4 separate regions of the Homo sapiens genome follow, and regions 2, 3 and 4 are each linked to region 1. The links are chromatin contacts, found by Hi-C or POLR2A ChIA-PET in ENCODE. All regions are on one chromosome and are shown on one strand. The core of a region is the stretch at or near the end of the contact, and the rest is flanking DNA. Distances in the headings are between cores, read along the strand shown.

Region 1 (6,444 bases), core at 706-3,205:
AAAACCCTATTATTTCATAATGGGCTGGGCAATACCATGCAGGTATCCCTCGATTATTGAAACAGAAGCCATCTCTAAGTGTGTGGAAGTGAAATCTCATGCATCAAATAGTCTACTCACAAACTTGAGCTGTATTAGTAGAGACAGATGGGTGTAAAGTGAAAAGTCCTCTCATGGTCTGAAATGATAGTGTTTTATGGGGATGAATGGTGTTTGTGGCTGATTAGTCCTCACTCTTCCCAAAACCTGGCCAAACTCAAGGTGGACAGATTAAGCCAGAAAATTTTAGGGGTGTGTGTATGTGTGTGTGTGTGTGTGTGTGTGTGTGTGTGTGTGTGTAGTAGACATGGTTTACCTCATGGCAAGAAGGCTTTTCTCATAGAGCCACTCACAGATAAAACACCTTTGCCAGACGGCTGCGGTGGTTCACGCTTGTAATCCCAGCACTTTGGGAGGCCAAAGTGGGTGGATCACGAGGTCAAGAGTTCAAGACTAGCCTGACCAAGATGGTGAAACCCCGTCTCTACTAAAAATACAAAAATTAGCCGGATGTGGTGGCAGGCGCCTGTAGTCCCAGCTACTCTGGAGGCTGAGGCAGGAGAATTGCTTGAACCCCGGGGGATGGAGGTTGCAGTGAGCCGAGATCACACCACTCCACTCCAGCCTGAGCTACAGAGTGAGACTCTGTCTCAAAAAACAAAAACAAAAAAAACACCTTTGCAGGAATTGACAACAGAGGCTGGTCTAGGGCATGGGGAAAACTCAAAAAGAGAACGGGAAAGTGTTTCTTCTGGTCCTAAGGACCCCTTCCAAGTGGGAAAATATTTCACTCTAACTAGACAGTGCCTTCCTGCCCTCTGTGAATTTTTGCCAAAAAACAGACCAAGAGCCTCTGTGGGCAGTTCAGGAGAGCCTTTCAGAGTGCAAAGGAAGCTTGGGCAACAAGTCCTCCCAGGGGAAACACCCTGGATCTCAGAAAGGAGAGGGGCCTGAACACCTTCTCCTGATGCTTCCCGCCTCCTCTGATCCCAGCCCACACAGGGCCCCAACCCATGCAGCTTCGGGCACGTACCTTGGCACACTATGGGGATTTAACACATGTTTCATGATGTTCTGGCTGATGGACTGGGAAAGGAAGCACCCGAAGCCGGGGTCCCCAGGAGCTCTCCCTCCCCTCAACAGGAGCTCTGACTCACAACCTGTTTGGCACTGCTGAGTCCTCTCCGGTTTCCTGAATCTCCCTCTCTCTAATGCAAAAAGCCTCCATGGCAGATGTTTTAGAACAATGATCACGTCAATGACGCTGTAACCCACTACTTTCTTTTTGCATCATAGAATTTTTTAAGTGTTTTTGCAGACTTACTCTTTAAGGTTAATTACATGTTTTGGATTGAGCCTTTGGGAAGACTTTACAGTGGTCCTATCGGATAACTGCGGGCCCCAAGGCTGGAGATCTGTTAATAGGGTGGGCAGAAAGGGACTGGGAGCGAGACTGGGTTCAGAATCTCAAGTAATTTGGAGTGTGCCTAGGGATTGGGATGATTTGGCTGGGCATTAATTTGAAGGTGAATATGCGTCTAGAGATTGCGGGGATTTCTTTTTCTTGGAGGGCAACCGTGGGTGTGGAGGAATTTGGTGTGCAGAAACAGAAAGGTCTGGTTCGGGCTTCCTCTGGGAAGGCAAGGCCAAGTGGCCAAGGCTGAGAAGGGGCAGGGGCGACCGTGCTGGGGCGGGTCCGCACCAGCTCCTGGGAGCAGAGAGCAGAGCCGGGCAAAGAGATGGGGTTGTCCAGGCTAGGGTGAGGACGCGGCCGGTGACAGCGCGGGTGGGGATCCCCCGGGGCCGGGGCGGGGCGGCTGCCGCGAGCCGGGCTGGGGGCGGGGCGGGGCGGGGAGGGACGGGGAGGGGCGGGGCGGGGCTCCGAGGCCGTCTCGCAGGCTGCGGCGGCCGCGGGAGAGGCGTACTCGGCGGCGGCGGAGCGGGCGGCAGAGCAGGGCGGCGGCGACTCGGTGAGCGCGGCGCGGCTGGGGGCGCGGCAGGGGCGCGGGCGGGGGTCTGCGGGCGCGGGGCTCGGCCTGCACGGGGCACCGCGGGGCACCGCGAGGCGGGGCGGGCGCCTCCCTGCCATCCTTCTCCTCCCGGACGCCCCTGCAGCCTTTGGGAGGGAGGGAGAGCGGAGGACACCGTCCGGGAGCCCTTCTCTAGCGATCGCCGGACAGAGGTCCGGCTTTGTGCCCCGTTGCCCTCTTTCTGAGAGGGCTGCCTCCTGATTGTGTTCCTTTCCCAGACCACCCTCCCTCGTCCCTCACTCACTTACCCCCCACCCCAGGTATCATAAGCTCCATTCTTGCAGGGGACCCCTAACACTCCCCTTCCCACCACCCGAGGCCCCGGGGTCCTGGGTACTCTCTACAGCCCCAAAGGGAGGGATGGCCCCCTCCCCAGCCCCTGCACACCTGGACCCTTCTGTTGCCACCTGCCACAGACGTTCTTAGCCAGCCAGAAAGCTGCTGTGCCTAGGACCCAGCACACCTTGCCGTCACCCTCTCTCCTCCCCCAGAACCCAGAACCCCAGTTTGGCAAAAGGCACTTTTCCAATACTGAGCTTTGGGAACAATTTGACCCACTTCCCAAAATGCTGGTCCCAGGCCAGCCATGCTTTTTGGTGGAGACACCTGTCTTGTCTGCCAGGAGACATTCTCTGTCAAAATGGGCCAGCCCGTCCCTGGGTCCTCCTCCAAGCTGCTCCTACTCGCTAGCCAGTGTCCCCAGAGACCAGGGCCAAGATCTTTGTCATTTAAGGCCTCCAAAGCTATTTCCCCACGCATCCCCAGAATTCCCCCAGCCACTGTTTTGGGGGTGCCAGGTCCAGAACTGATGGAGCAATCTTTCTGTGTCCAGGGCCTGATGTCCTCTCCCACACCCTTGTTTACCCGCCTGCTCCCCAGGGAACCCAAGACAGGGTCATGGGGCTGGAGTTTAGGGCCCTGATCTCCCCTGAAGCTCTGTGACCCTCCTTTTCTCCCTGTTAGAAACTTTCCTCTCTGTCACCAGTCACTATCTCCTCTGGATGGGACCTGGGCCATCTGCACAGTGTCGAGTCCCCAGGGCACAGAATGCTGATCTGGGACCCTGGAAGGCTGGGACTTGTGCTGGGGCAGCAGGAGGAGAGTGGCTGCTAGCCAGGTCTGGGCTTGGGTACCAGAGTTCTTTGGGTGGATCATTGTCGGCTTTCACTGATCTCTGGTTGGGGTTCGAGGGCTTGCTTTGCAGTGGAGACAGGAGGCAGAGCAGGGGCTGTTTTTCCTGCGTGCTTCTGACTGTCTTGTGTTGCTATGGTGACAGTTTTGCCTGTCTTCCTCCTTCTGACTCTTCTGGGAGCTGGTTTTTATTGGTCCGTTGTCCTGTCTTTCATGGCTCTAATTTCTCCTTTCTACTTGCTCTGAAATAAACAGTCATAAACATGGGCGCTGGGCCCAGGCTGGGGGCTGGCAGAACTTCACCTCCTGCTGGCCCTGGGTTCCTGTGAGGGGAGAGTGGGAAAGCGAGGTGGAAACAGACCTGCCCACATTCCCTCCTGCCTCTGGGCTCTGGCTCTGGGAAGGGGGCAGCAGCAGCATCACGGGCTTGGGCACATAGTGGGCGCATACTGCCTCAGTGCTAAAAATAGATACCAAATGTGGCAAAGGACCTCACTGGTGTTATTTCCTTTCATCTTCACAATAGCCCCATGGGGCAGGGGCTCTTTCCACTTTGCAGATGAGGAAACTAAGCTCAGAGCAAGTGAGTTATTTCCCTAAGGTCACATTGATTTGAGCACACAGTCAGCCCTCAGTTTTGGTTCAATGAATGGAAAAGTGATGAAGCTGACATACACGCATCTCTGTTGGGCTCCCTGGTCCTGTCCGAGGGATCACAGGGACTTCCTTAGTCCAGCTGCCTAAACCCACACTATAGGAGGCTCTTTAGAAGGTGTCTCCACTTTTCCTGTCCCTGCTGGACTACTGTGGAGGGAGCTGCCAGGAAGCTGTCTGGAGTGTCCCAAGTGTACCCTTGACCTGAACTGTTGAGGACCCCAGCTGAGAGCAGAGCAAAGCCACTTGTGACTTCCTGTTTTTACTCAGCACCAAGAAGAATTCAGTTTGCATTTGCTCCCAGGCCTAGATGCAACTAGATAAGTCAGGGACCCAGAGTCAAGTAGACCCTCCCAAGCCAGCCCTGGGCAAGGAGTTCATAGCTCCCCAGGGCCATAGGGGCACCCACTGTCAGCTGTCAGTGACCCTCTCCAGTGAGGCTGTTCCTTCCCTTCCCTGGTGTTTTTTTCTTCAGTACACGCTCTTCTTTTCCATTCCCTGCCAGTCCCTTCACATTGCCATGCTCTAGGTTTGTTAAAAATAAGCTGAGCACGTATTATGGTAGCACAAAAAGACCAGAGAATCAGCAGCCTCAGTGTCAAATGTTGGTCCTGAGAAAGTCAGTTCACTCATATAGCCTCAGTTTCTCCATCTTTAAAATGGGGTTGACAGCATCTATCCTACTGGCCACATTTTCTTGTTCTTTTAGGATGGCATAGAATAGCCTACCGGGAATGCTTTGAACACTTTGAAAGGCTGAAGGACCCATAATGTCCTAGTTCTATTGGGAGATCTCAATCTTAAAGACAGCCCTGGACCACTGTCCAGAGATTGAAAACTAATTTAGGCATAATTAAGCTATAAAATCTCAGGGTTAGAGGCATCCTCCAGGGGCATTTTGCCCAGCCTTGATGTTGAATCCTCTAACTTATTTATGTATCTTACATTTATTGAGTATCTGCTTTGTACCAAATACAGTTTTGGGAACTAGGGGTTCGAAAAATGAGCAGCATTTCTGTTTTCAAAAAAAAATTTAGTCATGGAAAAAGATCCTTATAATACAGTTAGACAGGTGGTATGATAAAAGGAAGGGCAGGCTGATGTAGGGCCCAGAGGTGGCCACTTGACTAGGTCACCCATGAGGGTTGAATCAGGTGATTTGTGCTTTGGGGCTGAAATACATTTGTCCTTCCACTGTCCACTTGAGGAGCAATGGAGTGATGGTTGGAGAGCCACACATCAGCCCTTGTGAGCAGGGTAGGGGAGAGAAGCATGGCAGGGAGCCAGGACTGCCTTTCTTACTGAGTTTTGACTCATCCTCTCGTAGAAGTCTCCGGTTCCAACTTCATCATGGTTAGAATCTTGTCTCAGGAGCTGCATGAATTACCTGACAAGACATCATGGTGATTAGAAAGAAAGTGGTCTTAAGAGTCAGGCATGAGTTCAAACTCCACTACTGCTTTGTCTTAACTGTGGTTGAAGGTGCATCTAACCTCTCTGGGTCTCAATTCTTACATCTGAGAAATTGCAGTAATTATACTTGCCTTCTAAGATTTAAATGATCTTATGTATTTAAAGGGTCTGGCATGGTGCCCACTTCACAGTAGACTTGCTGTTATTTAGTTATATTGATTAGAAAAGCGTTCTCAGTTACTGGACCTCTGGGTCCCCTTAAAACCATGGTACAAAGCTCTTTGGATGAATTCTAGCCTTTGGAGATCCATTCATTATCTGAGAAGGTTAAAAATTGCCCATGCTCAGGCTCCTAGCACTGCTGGTTAATTTTCAAATTATTGCTCACTAGATAAGCTATGTTCTACAATACCACAACAATGCACGAATCACCAACACTCTTTTTTTCAAAGGAGAACAAATTTGAAGTGGCAGCAAACACCCTGAGTTTTAGAAACATATTCTATCTGTGAGAATACTTTAAAATGAATGCCTCGTATTTTTTATTCTGAGCATGTTGAACTTCTTTTTTTTAAGTTACTATAAACATTAATATACATTTTTCTCAATTATCAGTACAATTCTATGACATTAGTATTATTGTCCCCATTTTACAGTTAAGAAAATGGGGAAAGGTAAAGTCCCTTGCCTCGTGTCTAGAAGCTAGGAAGTGGCAGGACCAGAATTTAAAGCTAGGTTCTGCTTGCTCTTTGTGCCGTAGTACACAGCATTGTCGTTTCCTTGGCTGGCGTGTCAGTGACCTAAAATAATTGTGTTTGGAGAATGCAGGCAGATTTTAACAGGGGTGGAACCAGTCAGTGTTGTAACTCAGTCTCTTAGTAAATATTTAGAGAGTTTATTAGGATTTTGCTGTCACCACAGCCTTAAGAATTGCTTCTGCAGTTGGCTGGGATGTTATTTCTATAAGTGATGAATAGAAGAGGAGTTTGACACATCTGAGTTAAAGGAAAATGTTTGATGATGCTAGAAGTAGCTTCCTTTGCACAAGAATGGATTGCTGATTTGTCACTGAAATAAACTGAACCTTTAAGCAGGCCAAGATTTTATGATTGAACTTATGAATGGAAAGCATAACAGTTGCTTTCCAGGGATACAGAGACAGGAGAAACAAGGTCAG
Region 2 (6,006 bases), core at 1,169-3,668, 620 kb after region 1:
AGAAGATGGAAAGAGCAGACTTGCTGAGTCTTCTGGCCTTCATCTTTCTCCTGTGCTGGATGCTTCCTGCCCTTGAACATCAGACTCCAAGTTCTTCAGCTTTTGGACTCTTGGACTTTACACCAGTGGTTTGCCAGGGTCTCTCAGGCCTTCGCCACAGACTGAAGGTTGCACTGTCGGCTTCCCTAATTTTGAGGTTTTGGGACTCAGACTGGCTTCCTTGTTCCTCAGCTTCCAGATGGCCTATTGTGGGACTTCACCTTGTGATCGTGTGAGTCAACACTATTTAATAAACTCCTCTTCATATATACTTCAATCCTATTAGTTCTGTCCCTCTAGAGAACCCTAATACAAATAGTAATATTCAAAAAGCAATAGTAATATACAAAAAGCAACAAGAAAACGACACATATTGATGATTCTTTCATTTGGGAATTTAGCATAAGGGTGTCATACGCTCTACATTACAATGTTTGGAGTTTTTGCCTTACTCATGCATTACTTTTATAATCAGAAAAATTGTTTAAAGGTATTATCGTAAAAACAAACAAAAAAAAGATTGAGTTTAATTTCCCTCCCCTTGGAACATGAGGCAGGTTTAGTGACTTGCTTCTAATGAATTCTATCTAATACCAATGTGCAGAAGTGACACTGTGTGACTTTCAAGCATAGACTGAAAAAGTGTTCCAACTTTATGTTCTGTCTTGGGACGCTCACCCTTGGAACCCAGCCACCATGCTGTGAGGAAGCCCAAGCAACCCACATGGAGAGTCCACACACTGAAGTCCATGTGGAGAGGAACCGAGACCCCCAGCCAACAGCCAGCATTCACCACCAGGCATGTGACGCAGCAAGCCTTCAGTGATCTCAGTCCCCAAACTTTGAGTCTCATAGCTAAGGCCTCAGACATCATGGAGCAAAAATAAGCCATCCCCCATGTGCCCTGAACAAGAGGTGGGGGCAGAGGGGACAGTGGAAGGAGCATGGACATAGAAAGATCTGGGTTCAAATCCTGTGTCTGCCTCATATTAGTTTTGGTACCTTACATAAGTCACTTACTTCTAAACCTTGGTTTCCTCATCTCTTATGAACTGAGATGTTGCAGAGCTCAGAGCAAGGTCCCCAGCATAAAGTCTGAGACATAGTAGGTGCTTAATAAAGTATAAGTGAGCTCATCTGACAGCCCATCCAATCTTCAGACAGTTTTAATTGTTAGAAATGCTTTCTTCTGTATGGATGAAGTGAATTCTGCCTGCCTGGAATGCCCACCACAGACTCAGTCTTTCCCTGGCAAGGAGGGACGGGGGAGGACCACCTCTCCTCCCTCAGCAGCCTTCAGACACCACTCCTTCCTGCCTCCACCCTCTGCCTGGTCCCTTTCCTACTCCCCACCAGGAGGCTTCTGAAGATGCAGAGGGCCCGTGTGTTGCTGGTGAGCCTGGACACATTGAAAGCCTTGTTTGCATGATAACTCCTCTTTGAGTCAGTTCAGCTGCTTCCGTCAATACAGCCCTCAGATAAGATGCTGTAACTCAGAATGTCTGGCTCAAAAGCAAACTGCTACAACTGAATCATACATGCTGCGTTAAAGTCCACCCGCTTCTCTCCCATGCCTGGCCTTGCCACTGCGCAAACAGAAGCCGAAGGGAAAGGTCCAATTATTCCATGGAGATTTAGCTACTGTATTGACAAAACTCAGCGTTAATTCCCAGAAAGCATTCAAGCCCCGAGGTGGGGGTGGGGGCGGAGGGAGGCAGGGAGAGAGGAAGAGCTGGCTATATAACTGGGTGAGAGTCATAGCCGCTTTTCAGCTGAGTCTGACCTAGTTTAATGAAATCAGGTCATCTGTGAGCTCTTCATTACCCTCAGACTAAACAGGACCCAACAGAGCAGCCAATGTCCCTGGCCTTTCAGAATTCTGCTCATTCGCATTATGACATTTTGATGTTGGGTCTTAATGCATGTTGACTTAGTGGCCTGGCCCCTCCAAAGGTAGTAAACAGCCTGGGTAAAGGCTGGGAAGTAAACAAGAGGGCTGATTTAAAAACCACACACATAAAGGCAGTGTAAATACCCCAGGTCCCTAGCCTGCATCCTCAGGGAAACCAGCAGACAAAAGGCGTGGAGTGTCCGCGACCATTATGGCTGACGGATGGATGGAACTCACCTATTATCCTCCTGCCTTCTCACATGGAACTCGCAGCCTCAGCAGATCTTCAGGGCAGGGGGCGGGATTGGAAGGAAATGAAATTGTCAATTTAGGGACAGTATGGAAGATTCAAGGGCAAATTGCTCCCCAGCAACAATTGTAGAGGACAGGGACAGTTAACCCCCTTGAGACTGTCCTATGCGCTGGTGATGGCTTTATTTGATCTGCTGCCCAGTCTGCATTGTCCTGAAACCAAAGCCTGTGGTCAGGGAGGCTGAAAATGATCCTTCTTCTCCCGGTGGATGCTCATTAATTGAACGAATTTTACGGAAGTAGATGATATCTGTGGGTTCCCTGCTCCTATCAGACAGCCAGACTACCAGGCTCAGAAAGGGCAGAGTACCGTATCAGTGCTAAACACCGTGTAGGTGCTTCAGTGCATAGGTGTCTCAAGGACTCTATTTGGCGTGTGCTGGTGGTAGAAGCAGTATTTTTAACTCAAGATAAATTTACCAATGGGCCCAGGCTGGTGAGGGCTGAGAATCACAGGAGGCAGGAGGGAATTCTTATGTACACTGACTGCTCTTTGCAGTCCTTAGACAGGTGTGGGGTCTAGAGTCTCACAAGCTGATGAATTTGGTCTGGGTTTAACTAATGGTGTGTTGGCTTCTGCCTCTCAAGCAATGGCACAAGGTCGAAAAATTCCCTCACCTTCCCTTCTCAAAAAAACCTCCTTGCCAGTTACCTAATTTAAGTACCCAGTCCCTGTTCAGAGATATGTGAGGACTGCACAAGTGTGGACTGGGAGGAATAAAACATTAATTGTGGGTGACCACAGGCAAGAGGTGTCCCTTCTATAGGTTTTAGTTTTTCCATGTGTAAGATAAGGAGGTTTAATCACATAATCTCTAAGGGCTTTCTAGGAAGGGCATTCTAATTCTAAGGCGAATGCGATTCATCTTGAAGCGAATCTCTGCCTCCCCCACCCCAGGTAGCAGACGTGCCCTAACCAAGCCATTTCTCTGGGCCTCCGAGGGATCCACTGCTGACCTTGACTTCCTTAATCCCAGGCTCCGACACTGATCTGCTCACTCTCAACCCTCTCATCTGATACCAGCATTTGGCCTACATCTATTGTTTCCTTTAATGATTAGTAAACATGGTTGAACAGAGCAGAAAACCAGTTTCCTTCCCAAGGGCAAGGGACTACAAGCTGGTCTCTTCTGTCCCTCTCCTCAGCCAAGGGAACAAAGTCTGACATCCAGACTTTGATTCTCCGTGGAGGGAAGCAGGACCCCGACAGCAGAATGACAGCTAAGACTCTACTTTAGCCTGTCTCTACTATCTAATCAGGAAAATGGCAGGATCCAGCCTGTCTCTACTATCTAATCAAGAAAATGGCAGGATCCAGTTTCCCATTGTGTTGGCATTGATAATATGTATTGAGTGACAGTGTCTGCAGTGAGACTATTGATTTGAAAGACAGTTTAAGAATTGACTAGTATTCATAATCCCAGCACTTTGGGAGGCTGAGGTGGGCAGATCACTTTAGCTCAGTAGTTCAAGACCAGCCTGGGCAACATGGCAAAATGCCCATCTCTACAAAAAAATACAAAAATTAGCCAGGCGTGGTGGCATGTACCTGTAGTCCCAACTACTCAGGAGGCTGAGGTAGGAGGATCGCTTGAGCCCAGGAGGCAGAGGTTGCAGTGAGCAGAGATCATGCCACTACACTCCAGCCTTGGTTACAGAGCCAGACCCTGTCTCAGAAAAGTAAATAAATAAAATAAATAAAATAATAAAAAAAGAATTGACCAGGATTCCAGGGCTTAGAATTCCAGAATGGTAATTACCTCCACATGCATCCTAATTTATAGGAACGCCAGAGAGCTTGATGGCTTATAAGTTTCAGCCAGTCAAAGTTGAGAGCCTAAAAGAACATCTCTAATCAGAGTACCGGAAAAGTACAATGCCAAAAGAAAACCTACAGAAGGTTGGTGAAGTGATTCCCAAACATTTAGTCACAAAACCTTTTTTAGCAACAAAAGCCTACATGAAAACCAAATACATAAAACGGGACTAAGTGGAACTGTTCAGGTGAAGCTGAGCAAGGACCCAGAGCCCTACCTCCCTTTCCCTCATTCCGCCCCCTCCCCAAGCCCTTAAGGCCCTAGGCACCCCATGGAACCTCAAGAGTTTGAAGAGCAAAGACCTACTCCCACCTCCTCAATTTGTAGATGAAGAAACCAATGTCTAAAAAAATGAAACAACTCGACAGATTCCGTGTGAGTCAGAGCCAGAGAGGCATTGGATTTTCATCTCAGCCCCAAGTGATGCTAGCTCACCACCACATAAGTGCCTGCTTTTCTTTTTTCTTTTTTTTTTTTTTTTTTTTTTGAGATGGAGTCTTGTTCTGTCACCAGGCTGGAGTGCAGTGGTGCGATCTTGGCTCACTGCACCTCCACCTCCCAGGTTCAAGCAATTCCCCTGCCTCAGCCTCCCAAGTAGCTGGGACTACAGGTGCCCACCACCATGCCCAGCTAATTTTTTGTATTTTAGTAGAGACAGGGTTTCACAATGTTGGCCAGGACGGTCTTGATCTCCTGACCTTGTGATCCGCTCACCTCGGCCTCCCAAAGTGCTGGGATTACAGGCGTAAGCCACCACACCCGGCCAAGTGCCTGCTTTTCAATGATGCCCTAACCAATCTTCATTGCTTCCTTCCATTCAGAAGCTAATTTTAAAAGTGTCCTTTATTAGAATTGAAATAAAGTTTCAGCTACAGTAAGACGAAAAGGCACAACATTGGGGGTGGAAAGAAGCTGACCTAGAATTAGGAGGACGTGCTATTACTTTAAGTCATTTTCTTTTCTGGAAATTATCATTCTCATCTGTGAACTGCGGGGTGGTATTGCGAAGTGGAAGACACCAACATCAGCAATTTCAAGGTTTATGCAAATTTTAAATCTAAACGTCATAAATTAAATTCCCAAAGTCATCTCCTCTGTATTCTCTTGTAAATTCCTATGAATTAGACAACACAGCTAAAATAGAAAACTTAATAGAAAGACCAGAAAATAAGGAATCTTCAAATATCCTTTTTTTTTAAAATAACAGAGTTGGAACATAGGAAAGAAAAGTTGAAATGTCAGGATCAATCCAGAATATCTAACATCTGACTAATGCTAATTACAGAAAGATAAAACAGAGAGGAGAAATTATCAAAGACATAATCATTATTTTTGAAAAAATTTTCTAGAAGGAAAGAACACGAGTTCCAGGATTGAAAGTATACAGGAAAAAAAATGATGAGAAAACAGCCATAGAAAGTTATATCAGAGTAAAATTTCAACTCATTGGGATAAGGAAAAAATTTAAAGCCTCTATGGAAAAAAATTAAAATTTTCTTCCAAGGATTGGATCAAAATGGCATCAGACTTCTCAACAGCAACACAGAATATTAGAAAACAAAGAAGCCACATCTTCAAAATTCTAAAAGTAATTTTAACATAGACCACTATACCCAACCAAACTAGCCAAATAATGTGAAGATAGAAGAAAGGAAATTTTAGTTAAGCAAGAACTCACAAGTTTTATGTTCTGTGCACCATTTCTTAGGAAGCTGGAATAGGTTATGCTCCATCAAAACAATAGATTAAACAATAAGCAAGCAAGCAAGCTAGGAACAGACCAGCTGTCCTAGTATGTTAGGGCCGCGATAACAAAATGCCTTAGACTGGTAAGTTATAAACAATAGAAATTTGTTGCTCACAGTTCTGGAGGCTGAGAAGTCCAAGATCAAGGTACCAACAGACTCAATGGGTGGTAAGGTCCCATTGCTCATAGATGGTGCCTTC
Region 3 (6,559 bases), core at 3,912-6,411, 850 kb before region 1:
TTGAATTGCTTGACTTTGATATTAGCTAGACAAACTGCCTGGCTCACTACAGCTATAAGCTTGTAGTAAGAATTGACTTAGATAGTATGAATAATATAAATTACTATTGAAACATAAGACAGAGTTTGATGCTGTACTATGCTGGTAACTGTTAACAACTGGTTTTCTAGAAAAAAAAGCTCTGATCTGTAGCATATGCTGATTTCAGTGATATAAATACTTCCATTATGAGCCATTTACAGTGATGTAAATACTTCCAAACTACCCACGTGAAGTTACTGAAATACACAGTTGGGAAGAGATGCTAACAATCAACTCTTCTGAATCTGTAAGAGCCAGCTCAGCACACTATGAGTTTGATAATAATTATTGTAATTAAAAATGTTTTTAAATGGACATTGACTGGGTGCCCAGGACTCTTCTAAATGCTTTATATACTGTATTTCATTTACTTTACCCAGCAATCTATGAGGTAGGTTCTATTTTTTAATTCCCATTTATGGGAAGCTGTGTCTCAGAAAAACTAAATAATTTGCTCATATTACACATCAAGGAATGAGTGGACTATAGATTCAAAAACTTAGTTTGATTCGACTCTACTCCTCCAACTACTATTCAATATTTCTTTCAGGATATAAAATTAAATTATGTTCAGCATAGTTTTCATGTTAAATGTATTTTTTATTTAATGTCAATATATGTAATTCCTTGAAAATTTTAAGTAAAAGATAGCTATATAAATTTGCCATGTCCAACTAAATATTTATGTGACTAAACTCAGGAAAAAACTACAAAAGGAGGAAGTAATCTAAGTATTTTAAGTTTATATGATTAAAAAAAGACATTTTGTCCTCTCAAAACCTTGAAAAGATTTTTACAAAAGTCTAATTGGAAAGAACTCGTAATTGTTTTTAAAAAAGGTGTTATTTGCAATTGCACGGATTCTAATAAAAAACAAACTCTTGCTTTATTTCAGCGACAGGGTTCTTAAATTGTTACTGAAATTTATTAGAGTATCAAATGGATGTTGTAAATAGTGGAACATTCCACCTGTTTTTCCAATACTTAGAGCTCAGGAAAAAGGTTATTTCTAATTAGCTAAGTAAGCAGAAAATATAATAACATAATAATGCGGAGAAATTTAGAAGTTAAAAAAAAGGTTAGCAAATAAAACTGTAGGGGTCTAAAGATGACTGTAAACTTTGGATCACTGCAGAAAACTTTCCTAAGTAAGACCTGCCACTATGCTTTAAGCAAACGAAGCAGCATATGGCCTAGACTGAAACTGCGAAGGGCTTTATACATTTAAGGGATGGCAAGAAGTTAAGTGCTGCAGGAAAGTAAGTTGTGTTGTGGGAGTAGATGTGGAAGCTGAAAAAAACAGTTTAGAACTGAACTATGAGGAACTTTCTATGTCAAATTAAAGTTTGTATTTTATTCTGAAGGGCATCAAAGGTTAAAAGAAGTTCTTAAGAAAGTAACAAAATGATTAATATTCTATTAAGAAAAAAACTTTTGTAATGGTATTGGGCAGAAGTTGAGAAGAGACTAGTAAAATGAAGACTGGTTTATTACAATATTCTCAGAAAGAGATAACGAGAGATTGAAATAAAGATGATACATTATGGATAAAAGGGGGATTAATTTCAGGGTCATATTTGATGTAAAATCAACAAGATTTGATGAATGTCTATGTAGGGGATGCATTTTGGGAAGTAGTAAAACAAAAAAAGAGAAAAAGTTAAGGATAATATAAGAGTTTTAGTTTAGGAGACTGGATAGATTATGATGTCATTAATGAACATTGAGGACAAAAAGGTGGTTTATAGTTTAAAGCATTTGCACATATGTTATCACATTTAAGATGTTATTTATGTTACAAATTACCATTATTGCGCTGATAAAAACTTAATCTTATATGCAAATAAATGTACACAGTATCCTGATTTTCTTATTTTCCCCTAGTGCTTATCATTGACTTGATGAAAAGTGCTATTTGTGTTATTTATAGCCATATTTATTTTAAATATTTTTAGTAAGTGATGATGTTTTCCTTTCTAACTGCTGTATTTAAATATTTTTGTTAGTGGTTCTTTTAACTGTTTGAAATATATTTTATTATCTTTCAGTTTGAAACAAACTTTTAGATTTAGCATATTTATTCACTTCTTACATGATTTATTAAAAGAAGTAAAAGGGAAAAACTGTCTTGTCATATTTCTGGTTCTACCATGAAACACAAATGATGCTAAAACCACTAATATTTGAAGTCCATTTTGAACTCCTATGGTGTTATAGCTCAGCATAGTTTTCATGTTAAATGTATTTCAACATGATTATAAAAGCAAGTCTCTAATGTATAAAACTAAAGCAAAATAACACAAAAACAAGAAACTTAAGGCACTTTCAAGACACCATGAATCCATTTGAGTTGGTAAATGAGTATTAACCATGGAGTCATTTCATTTCTTCTAATTAACTGAGGTACTTAGAGGCACTGGGGATACAAAAATTAATAAATCCTTGTCCTGATTAATGGAGCCTAGTGGAGGGGACATATAAACAACTCAATACAATAAAGACATTTTAAGTGTTCTACAGTTAGAAATAAATTGCTATAGGAAACAGATGACGATGCAAGTAATTCTGCCCAGGGATTGGCTACAGCAGGGAGGAGGAAGAGAAGCTTTCACCGTAGAGGTAACTTTTGAGTAGGGCCATTTAAGGCTTAATAAGAATTTGCCAGGAGGAGAAATGAAGGGCTTTGAGAACATACATAAAAGAGCAAGAAAATAAACATTCTGGTGTAGGCAGCATGGGGGCAAATTGTTTAAAAAAAAAAAAAGAAGCTGAAAGAGTTAAGTAGGACCTAGTAGTGAGGATGTGACATACTATGCTTAAGGACATTAGACTTGATATTGATATTGAGTAAATTTCTGATTTAACTCTAATAGGAGATTGTGTCATATCTTCAGTATGGGGTTTATCTCATGAACTCATTAATCCTTTTATTCATTCAGAGTTGAACTATAAGAAGACACCACGCTAAAAGAAATCAGATAGATGCTGTCTTTAAAGCTCAGTTTACTGTTACTAAGGAAGGTAAGAACTTCAAAGGAAGGGTTGGGTAAAGTGATATAGAAAAATATGACATTTGAAATGGGCTTTGAGGCATCAGTAAGATTCAGACAAGTCTTATTTATATTTTGATTATGATGAGTTGAAGACATAATTTTTTGCATTTCTCACTTATAACTGGTTCATTTTCTAGGTGGCATTTAAAAAAACAAAGGAAAAAACCCACATAAATAGTGGTTTCAATAGCCATTGTTTGAAATGGCAGTGGCCATTAGTATAATGTTTAAATAAGTAAATGCAAGAAAAGACTCTTTTTTTGGTCTTTATGGCTGTAAGTTTCTTCAGGATGGAGAAAATAACTATACATTTCTGTATCTTGGAGTCAAACAATTGTTGAGTTACATGTAATACTTCTGGGTTTTATTTGAATTTTAATCCTTAAACAATGTAGAGTTGTTAAATAATGATGTGATGGAGATATAAAAAATAATGTGCTCTTGGGCAAACTAGCAAGATGAAGAAATAATCAAATATCAAGTTACAGATCAATCTAGACTAGAAATCACAATCAATGGCATTTACTTTACAGATTTAAAAAGTCTTGGTCCTAATATCACACTAGCGCACCAATTATATACACCTTAGCTATACAAGTCACCCCTTATGGGCTAAAACAGAATGGATTAGAAAAGAATATAGATTTGTGGAAAATCTGGGATAGAAAAGCAATAGAACATAAGATACACAGAAGTAGAACTTGGAGAATTCACTGATGTGGAATCTGAACCACTGCCACATTCTTATTTATAGTGTTAATGAAGTGCTTCTGCTGCAAGGCTTTCTACAAACTTAAGTAAACATTTCTCTAGAGGAATTTACACTGAAGTAATCACAATGTATCTAAGAGTATTTAAAAAACATGAAACTGGTGAACATCTTATTACCTAAAGTAGAAGGCTAGTTATATATTGCCATCTATGCCATGGGAGGGTTCTGAAGTTAGGATTCTGGTTGCATGTTATTGTAGTTATTATAAATTTTAGCATAAAATGTAATATAAAACATACCAAGCTTGAAACAACCACCAAGGGAATCGAGGTGTTTATTACTGAGCACCAGTTACATGTTTCTTAAGAAACATGTATATAATAATAATAAACATTTTGAAAAACATTTTCTTCTTAATGATTATAGAATTCACAAAAACCAGAATTGACTGGAAATCATAAATGATTCTCAAAGCAGGAAAAAAAAAAACAAGAAATAGCGTCTAAAAATTTGTTAGTAGGTATGAGTCAGACCTGTATTATTATGTTTACACTAAATGGGGTAGTTCAAACATATAATATTTTATCTCTAAATAATTTTATCCACAATATTTGAGAAGAAATCCCCACAGCACATAGTAAACTATTTTTTTTTTAGTCTTAAGTGAAGAATAATAATTATCCGGATAATAATTTCCACACATTTTTTCCTCAGATAGACTGGTAAGTACTGGTGGCTTTTTTCCCCCAAACACACTTTATTAGTGAAGTGGAAATATTAATATGATCTTAAGTGACGCTGGAAGGATTAAAAAGTTTTTCCATACACAGAGAGATTTGGTCTGGTGCTGACAGAACTACACGATTTTACTGGAGAGTCACTCGAGCCGTTGTGGAGATGCCGTTTCTGAGGTAAACAAAATTTTAGAATTTAGAAAATAAAGTTGTTACCATTCACAAATTTTTTTTTTTTAAGTGAGAGGTTCTAACTTTTCCCCTTCGTTCTACCACAGGGAAAAAAGCATTTAGACTCTCTACAGTCGTGGCATTAGAAAAAGGCGCTAAAAATAGACAATGTAACGGCCCAGGGTGCTCCGACCTTCAGTGGTGAGACAACCGGGGCGCGTGGGTGGGGGCAGGGAGAGGAGGGACTGAGGGAGGCGGGGCGGGGCTGAGGCTGGGGCTGTGGAGGGGCGGATTCGGGGTGGGGCAAACCCTGAGATTAGGCTAAGGCCAGGTCTTGAGGGGCGGGTCAGGGGCGTGACCAGAGCGGCCCGGAACCGCCTATTAAGGGATTGGAGCCCCGCCGGGACTCGGACAGATCCTTTCCATTCGCTGTCATGTCTCTCCCTCAGCCCACGCCGCGGATGGCCGAGCTCAGAAAGCCTACCTCCTCTTTAACGCCTCCTGAGGACCCGGATTCCCAACCACCTAGTAGCAAGCGGCTCTGTCTTGAGGAGCCTGGAGGTGTCTTTAAGGCGGGCTGGCGACTGCCTCTGGTGCCTCGCTTGTCTGAGGCGGAAAAAGTCTGGGAGTTGTCCCCTAGACCCTTCAAGGGACTCCTTGTTTCAACGAATGCTATTTTCGATAACTCCACAGACTCGTGTGTGGAGAAATCAGTCAGTGGGAAGCAGATATGTAATCTGAAATGCTCAAATCTCAAATTCCAAATGAGTAGCTGTTTGCAGTCTCCCCCCTCACAAAGTCCTGATTCTGATTTGAGGGCTTCAGGAAGGTCTGAGGCAGGCCTGCATGACAGAGAGGCTTTCAGTGTGCACCGCAGTAATAGCTCCAAAGCAGGGGTTAGTCAACTTCTGCCCAGCACCTCTATACACGATATACATGGAATTAGAAATGAGAATCGAAAACAACAGTTTGTCCAAGGAAGAGACAATGTTCACAAAGAAAATCCATTTTTAGATGTTACCTTTTACAAGGAAACTAAATCACCATTTCATGAAATTAAGAACAGATGTAAAGCTAACAGTGTTGTGCCATCAAATAAAAGAGAAAATAACATTTCATCATCTGTACTAAAAATATCAAAATCTCAAAACCAGCCCAGCTTGGAAATTGCCAAACCTAGCTATTTTAGAGATAGCGGCACAATAAGTGTCCCTCAGTTTCCAATGGACTTAAATAGCAAAATGTCCTCTGTCTATTTAAAGGAAATAGCGAAGAAAAAGAATGACAAAAAAGAGGCATATGTTAGGGATTTCACAAACATTTACTGGTCCCAAAATAGACCTGATGTTAAGAAGCAAAAGTTACAGAATGATAAAAAAACTGTAGAAGCGGAAAACATTTTTTCCAAATGTTATGAAAATGACTACCCATCACTCAGTAGCCAAAATACTTGTAAGAGAAAAGACTTGATCAGTTCAAACTACTGTAACTGCAGTAGTATCCAGTGTAATGTAAGAGACTCTAGAAAGAATTTCGCTATACTAGAAAATGCAAATTGGGAGGAAGCAGAATGTCTGGACAGTTACGTACTTACCAGGCTGGAAAAATCTCAAAACTGGGACTGTAACGTTAGACATATTTTGAGAAGAAATAGAGGAAATTGTTGGATTATAAATAATTGCAAGACTAAATGTGAAAATATGAAAAAAACTGAAGAAAAATGGAATTGGCTATTATTATTAGAAATAGACCTTTTAAGCAAGGAAGATTACCACTGTGCAAAAGTCATCAATGCATATGAAGAACAA
Region 4 (6,661 bases), core at 1,844-4,343, 980 kb before region 1:
GAGGCTGGATTTGAATGCAAATCTGTCTGACCGTTTCTGCCACACCTTGAGATTTATCTTAATCAAGTGTTAGCCGAGGAAATAAACTTAACTCCACATTTGATGAAGCAACCAAATGTGTTGCATTATGTAATTCTTAGCATCCATTGCCTCTGAAGCTTGAAATTCTCTGCTCTGAGTATTTTCGCCACCTTCTGGCAGCACATATGTACTGCAAGGAAATTACTGAGATTCTAACTGAGTTATTTTCTGACTCATTCTTTAACTCAACATTGAGAGCAGCTGCTATGTGTCAAGGACAGTGTTAGGTGCTGGCAATAAAATAGAAGAAAGACATAGAGCATTAAGGAGTGGGGGAAAATAGGCATTAATCAAACCACCATATAAAGAAGTATAAAATTTTACTGTGATAAATTACAAGTGTATGGAGCTGCAAACAAAAGTAATGGACATGATATTGTCAGTTTGAAGCTTTAAAATATTCGCATGTGGTCCTTTCCCCCCATCCTAATATACAGGCTGCTGACAATTCATTGTTCTTCATCATAGCCTAGAGTTTCAGAGTCTGAGACTTCTTGGGATTACACAGACCTTGACTGCTCCCGGTTGTACTCCATACCCTGTCCCTGAACCGAACAACCTGCAGAAGAAAACCCCAGGAAACACTTGAGGTCTTTTCTTTCCCCAGGCAGACAACAGGAGTCTTTGCATGGTTTAACCAGCTTCCTCCTGGCCAGGGCAGGAGCTTTTTCTACAGACAGTGGGCCCCACTCTGCATTTCTTTCTTTTCAGTAATCTATCTAGTTGTGAATATCAAAATGTTTGTTTCCTCTAAGAGGTGGTGCATGAGAACCAGACACATTAGCCTCTGGGCCTCCAGGGCCCCACCCAGCGTGGGCACAGAAAGGCTGAGTGATGATCTACAAACACTGTGCCTCTCTCCAGTGACACATTTCCTCTGCACCCCTATCCCAGCCCTCCCCAGCACCATTGCTGCCTGGATAGCTTATCCTTCCAGAGAAAATATTGCAGCATTTCCCACATGAATCTCTCCCCTCCAAAGATCCCTGGTTCACTGCCTCAATGTGATGGAGGAGGCAGCTCCCCAAGAAGTTCTCCAGCCCAACCTTTGGGTGGGGGTGGGGTGGGCACAAGCAAGGCCTTGGCCAGGACTCACCCCTGCCCATGCAACAGCTGATGTGCTGTGTCAGGAGGGGTGGCAGCAAGGCTACTTCGGAGGATGCCTCTCTCCAGGGCTCTGCCCAAGGCCCAGCTCCTGGCTAACACTGGGCAGCCCTCAGACCTCAGAATAGATTTCTGCCCATTAGTCTGCTGGAAATAGAGCTCTTGATAGGAAATAGGGCTTCAAAAAACCAGAAGAGTATTCTTGGACTGCTCCGCTGCTCACAGTCTTGGAGAGGTCTGCCATCCAATCCCGCAGAAGACATAGTTGCTTTTAAAACACCCTCACTTGGGTCAGTTTTGTTTCTTTTGTTCTCAAATTTCAAAGGCCTATTTTGCCTGGCCTATGAATATACAAATACAATCACCCTGAAATACAGTTGCTCAACCTCCAAGGTTATCTCCCCTTACCCTGCTGGAATTAGCTAGTGGCTTCTAGCCTGTTCTGGATGACCTGGTCTTGTACCTACCTCTTCAGGCCCTGCTACTGAGACAGTAGTTATTGTTTCATGAGTGTGTCTCGTGGAACAAGGCTCTAAGCAGGTCCTTCTCACAGGCCACCCCAGCTGATTCTTTCAGCAAGGGTAGGACTTGCAGGAGGGTCATTTTTCTGGGGTAAGTAACTGGCATGAGGTCACATCACTAAGGGGTGCAGGAGGATCAAACTCAGTGCCATCTGAGTCAAAGCCTTGGCTCTTCCCAGCACCAACTGCAGTCTCCTTCTCCTCCCACACCAGCCCTGCAGACAGACCCTCGGCCTGTCTCTTCCGGGGTCTTGACCTTCCTTGGCTACACTGTATCTCAGAGGCTCCCTAAGGGGCCCCTCGTGCACTGTCAGGCTGCTCTTTGCTTTAGGCCTACTGGGCTTGTCTACCTTCTGTGGGAACCACCAAGGACAGGAGCTGTTCAGATGAGCTCACCTCTAACTCCTTGTCCTGGGGGCTGAGGCCTTCACGTGGGGTGGTCGGGCCTTTCCAGCAGACCTCCTGCCGATGGGCAGAAGGTTAGTGTTGGGGTCTCATGTGCCCTTAGATGCTGACCATATGCCTTTGAGAGGTCATTTGATATTTGGTTTTGGCTTTCAGCTCTTCACATCCATGAGGCCTCCCCCAGGAATAGGACCCCATTGTAGTGGTACATTCATTGCTTCCTAACTTTCCCTACACTGAGGCCCTTCCATCCATCGTCACCACAGCTCCAGGGGAAATTTGCACACCCATGTTTGGTCAAGTTTCCTTCCCACACCCGACAATAGCATCTAATTGTTCTCAGAAGAAGGAACGAGACTGTTTCCAGGCCTCAGAGACCTTTCTGTGTCTGGTCCCCACCTCTGTGTCCAGCTTCTGGTCCCCCGGCTCCCTTGTCCCGGGGCCGCTTTCACTCCCTGGGGCCTTGCTGGCTCTCCCTCCCCTGCCACAGTCATGGGACCATTGCCGTGCTGCTGCTGTGGTCTGAAAGTTCCTTTGCTGACCTTGGCCCAGTGAACCCCTGTTCCTTCTTTAAACCTTGATTTGGTCTGGGTCAGACCCCTGTTACACACATGCATGTCACTGTAGGGAACATTTGTTACAATTGTGAAGAAATGTTCACAGGATTGTGGATTCGTGCCCTTTTTCCCTAGTAGACTGTAAGCTAAACGGGGCCGAGAATGACCTGGTTTTGCCATTGCTGTAATCTCTGGTGCCTGGTACAGGGCCAGGCACACAGTAGGTGCTCAGTAAATGTCTGCTAAATGAACAAGTGACTCAGCAAACAGATCGTTTCGAGGCCTTGAGAGACAGGGCAAATCTACCCACTGACCAGTAGAAGGGTTGAAATGTGCTCTGGAAGCTGCCTGAAGCCGGCTGTGCTGCAGAAGGCTCACCACTTGGCCTGCAAGCCCATTCGCATTACTACTTAAGCAGATGACTCATGAGGAGATGAATCAGCCCAGAGCAGCACTTGCACTTTAGTCACATGGATGGGAAGACGAGAGACATTTTCCCTTAATTAGAAATGGTGAGTCCAAAAACTGTTTTCTGCCAAAGTTTTCATTCAACAGATACTCACAGAAGCCCAACTGGTGCTGGGCTCCATGCTGAGCTTTGTGAGGGCAGGAGGGAGAGTGAGGAGAGGCAACCACGCATAAGAAGATAGAAGGTCTGGTCTCTGCCCTCAAGCAGATGTGATAAGCCAAAGGTAGGTGCAGCCTGACACATGAGCTCCTTCCACATGTAGGCTCTCCAGAAGGAGGTTAAGGACACCCTCGCCCACCCCCACCCTCAAAGGGTTCTCACAGATCCTAAGGTTGCTTCTCAGAGCTGCCCCATCCCTTGTCCTCTGGGTGACAACTTCCATTTTCTATCATCACTGCTTCTTCAACATTACAGTCTTTATTACAAAAGGTAGCCATTATTAGCCTGTGATTCTCGTATAATTACATCTATTTGAGAATAAAATTACTCTTGAACTAAATTTCTAGAGAAGGGGCTTTCGCCTCCCGGGACAAGATAAGCAATTTTCACTTATGTCTTAGGCCAGATCTCTCTGTTTACACAGACTGCCCCAGAAAGGTCATGAACTCCCAGAGAAGTTCTGCTTTTTTATAAAAAATGAGAATGAGGCAGTAGAAATCCAACCTCCTTACCTTCCAGATCTCCTTCACATTAGAATGCTCACCGGCTGGGCGCAGTGGCTCATGCCTGTAATCCCAGCACTTTGGGAGGCTGAGGCGGGCAGATCACAAGGTCAAGAGATCGAGACCATCCTGGCTAACACGGTGAAACCCTGTCTCTACTAAATATACAAAAAATTAGCTGGGCATGGTGGCGGGTACCTGTAGTCCCAGCTACTCTGGAGGCTGAGGCAGGAGGATGGTGTGAAGCTGGGAGGCGGAGCTTGCAGTGAGCCAAGATAGCGCCACTGCACTCCAGCCTGGGCAACAGAGCTAGACTCTGTCTCAAAAAAAAAAAAAAAAAGGAATGCTCACCATGGGAAAAGCCAGAATCATCTCTATGTTAAGGATGAAATTATATTTTGTTCTTCATTGTATCCTTACTGCTCTCGAATAAGGCTCTGGTATGCTGTAGGTGCTTTATAAGTGCTACTATATTCGGATGGGTAAAGGAAGCAATTTACTGCAGAGGAAAAGATGCTGGTTGAGTGACAGAGTATCTGGGTGTGACTAAGGTCACGTCATCTTGTCTCTTGGGACTTTCGTTTCCCTGGATATAAAATGACGGATAAATCAGATAAGCTTCAACATTTCATTTAGCTATAATATTTTATTTAGTTTTTCTGATTCTGGAAGTAAAATTTTTAAAAAAGAAGGGATGTTACTTTCATGACTTTGGATTTGTCATTGACCAAAGCACCTACCATTCCCTTTGTATCTAATGTCCTAATTACAGGATCAAACTTCGAAGGGTGAATCTCTCTCTTCTCTTTCTCCCTTTCTCATATTTCTATCTCTATCCCTATGTCTATGCATAAGTCTATGTCTATACAACTACATCTAGATCATATCTGTTTCTCTATTTCCATCTCTGTACCTATAAGTAAGTTTAAGTATCTATCTCTGGTCTCTCTATCCCTATTTCTATCTCCATTGGAAATGTCACAGACCCTGAAGGGTACTTACTGATTACTCAGACTTTAAAATCAAATGAAGTCTCTTTTTATTTCTGTCTAATACACCATTTGCACTATAAATCGGGTCAATGGCATTTTGATTTTGGGTAGGGGATTATTCTAGTACTTCTCTTCCTGGTAAATATTGAACCACCAACCTATTACTCTTTGTTATGAAACTAGGATGTCAATAACAAATTACACTTTGGAAATTGTGGTGAGTTTCCATTTAGAGCCAGTCTGCTAGACTGGAAAGATTGTTTTTATTAATTTTAAATGGCACTGAATTTGAAACTAGGCAAGTGGTGAGGATCTTTGAAGGTGCTTGGTAGTAGCTTGGTTGCTGTGGGGAAAGCTAGAATGAGACCACTCCCTTCGTACTGTCTTCACTCGCTCCAACTGAAGTGGGTAGAACAGCAGATTTCACAACTGGTTCTAAAACTTATTTGATCTCCCTACCTCCTCCAGAATAAAGTGGTCTATCCAAGATCGATTCTCATTTCACCCTGCACCCAACTCATTTCACAGCGTCATGGTGACAATGATGAGAACACTGAGCCTGGCTGCATCTCAATTAGAACCCTACTGGAATGCCATTGGCCACCAGGTCTGGAATCGTGGGGAGAGAGCTATTATAGCACAGCTGGTGACAGCAATGGCAGCCAGAGCCAGGCATGTTCTATCTGCAGAAGTTGAACACATTTGATACAAAATTACAGCTAGATAGGAGGAATAAGTTCTAGTGTTCTATGGCACTGGAGGGTGAGTATTGTTAACCATAATTTATTGTATATTTCAAATAGCTAAAAGAGAGGATTTTGAATGTTCCCAACACAGGGATAAATGAGGAAATGAATATGCTAATTACCCTGATTTGATCATTACACATTATTTACAGGTATCAAAATATCATCTGTATCCCACAAATACGTACAATTGTTATGTGTCAATAAAAATAAAAGAAAAAAAAAGAAGTGGAACACATTTGTCAGAAATGAACAAGTTCAGGATCATTGCCTAAGAAGGTGGGGCTTCTGTTTTCTGGAGGAGAGGAAGCTTCCTACCAACTCTAACATGTTCTCCTAAATGTATTCCTGTCCTGCGTTACTGCAATATCTTTAACTTCTCCCCAAATTATATGAGCCCCACATGATCCCATCTCTGCCACCACAGTTATAGGATAAGATCTGGTTGCAGACTAAGAAACAAACAAAGGAAATGCATCATGTAGAGAAGTAAGGATGCTATGCTGTGGTGGAGAGTGTGAGCTTTGGGGTTGGATGGGTCTGGGATTGAATATCAGTTCTGCAGTTCACTACATGTGGGACCTGGTCTCGGGCAAAGGATTTTTAATCTTTTCAAAGCTTTAGTTTCTTTTCTTTTCTTTCTTTTTTTTTTTTTTTTTGAAACAGAGTCTCGCTCTGTTGCCCAGGCCAGAGTGCAATGGCACGATCTTGGCTCACTGTAACTTCCTCTGCCTCCCAGGTTCAAGCGATTCTCCTCCCTCAGCCTCCTGAGTAGCTGGGATTACAGGCATGTGCCACTGCGCCCAGCTAATTTTTGTATTTTTAGTAGAGACCGGGTTTCACCGTGTTTACCAGGCTGGTCTCAAACTCCTGACCTCAAGTGATCTTCCCGCCTTGGCCTCCCAAAAGTGCTGGGATTACAGGTGCAAGCCAACACACCCAGCCTTAGTTTCTTCATACAAAAAATGGGACAGGATAGAGGAGAATTGGCTGCTGGGCTGGGACCTTTGGGATTTAATGGGGAGGACATTGGAACAGAGTCAGAATGCCCGGTATTGGGTTCCAGTTCTTCCACTATTGAACAGTAGTGTGCCTAGGGGCATTGGGCTTCCCTTCTTTGGATG

What was found. A loop is a pair of places that touch in the nucleus more often than their neighbours do. ChIA-PET counts read pairs that join two places held with the same protein, here RNA polymerase II (POLR2A). Pooled maps may share reads with other maps.
Region 2: a loop to region 1 is called in a map with no recorded cell type, with 3 times the contacts of the local background. The contact joins the promoter of GACAT3 here to the promoter of CYRIA in region 1. A Hi-C loop is called at or near these places in 3 of 37 single-sample maps with no recorded cell type and 2 of 50 pooled maps.
Region 3: a pooled map shows a loop between it and region 1 (4-fold over the local background). The contact joins the promoter of RAD51AP2 here to the promoter of CYRIA in region 1. A Hi-C loop is called at or near these places in 8 of 37 single-sample maps with no recorded cell type and 7 of 50 pooled maps. POLR2A ChIA-PET finds 5 or more read pairs at or near these places in 1 of 52 experiments (OCI-LY7).
Region 4: a loop to region 1 is called in a pooled map, with 2.0 times the contacts of the local background. The contact joins the enhancer-like site here to the promoter of CYRIA in region 1. A Hi-C loop is called at or near these places in 6 of 50 pooled maps.

Annotation. Positions count from the first base shown.
Region 1 is chr2:16,661,345-16,667,788 of GRCh38, reverse strand. It overlaps CYRIA (CYFIP related Rac1 interactor A), which reads left to right and starts at 1,955. Exons shown (of 12, transcript NM_030797.4): 1 at 1,955-2,009. RefSeq lists silencers at 1,749-1,918, 1,989-2,038.
Region 2 is chr2:16,046,839-16,052,844 of GRCh38, reverse strand. GACAT3 (gastric cancer associated transcript 3) reads right to left here and starts at 2,418. Exons shown (of 4, transcript NR_126559.1): 1 at 2,168-2,418.
Region 3 is chr2:17,517,042-17,523,600 of GRCh38, reverse strand. RAD51AP2 (RAD51 associated protein 2) reads left to right here and starts at 5,161. Exons shown (of 3, transcript NM_001099218.3): 1 at 5,161-6,559. The coding sequence starts at 5,186. RefSeq lists a silencer at 4,889-5,138 and enhancers at 4,900-5,449, 4,434-5,633.
Region 4 is chr2:17,639,788-17,646,448 of GRCh38, reverse strand. All of the region lies in intron 2 of VSNL1 (visinin like 1), which reads right to left. LOC124908054 (a long non-coding RNA gene) reads left to right here. Exons shown (of 2, transcript XR_007088658.1): 1 at 1-3,360. Among named protein-coding and RNA genes, the nearest start is that of VSNL1, 100 kb to the right of the region's middle. RefSeq lists an enhancer at 1,465-2,252. Within about 2 kb of position 3,093, at least 5 of the 41 ENCODE cell types and tissues checked have a DNase peak (open chromatin) inside an H3K27ac peak, as active enhancers do.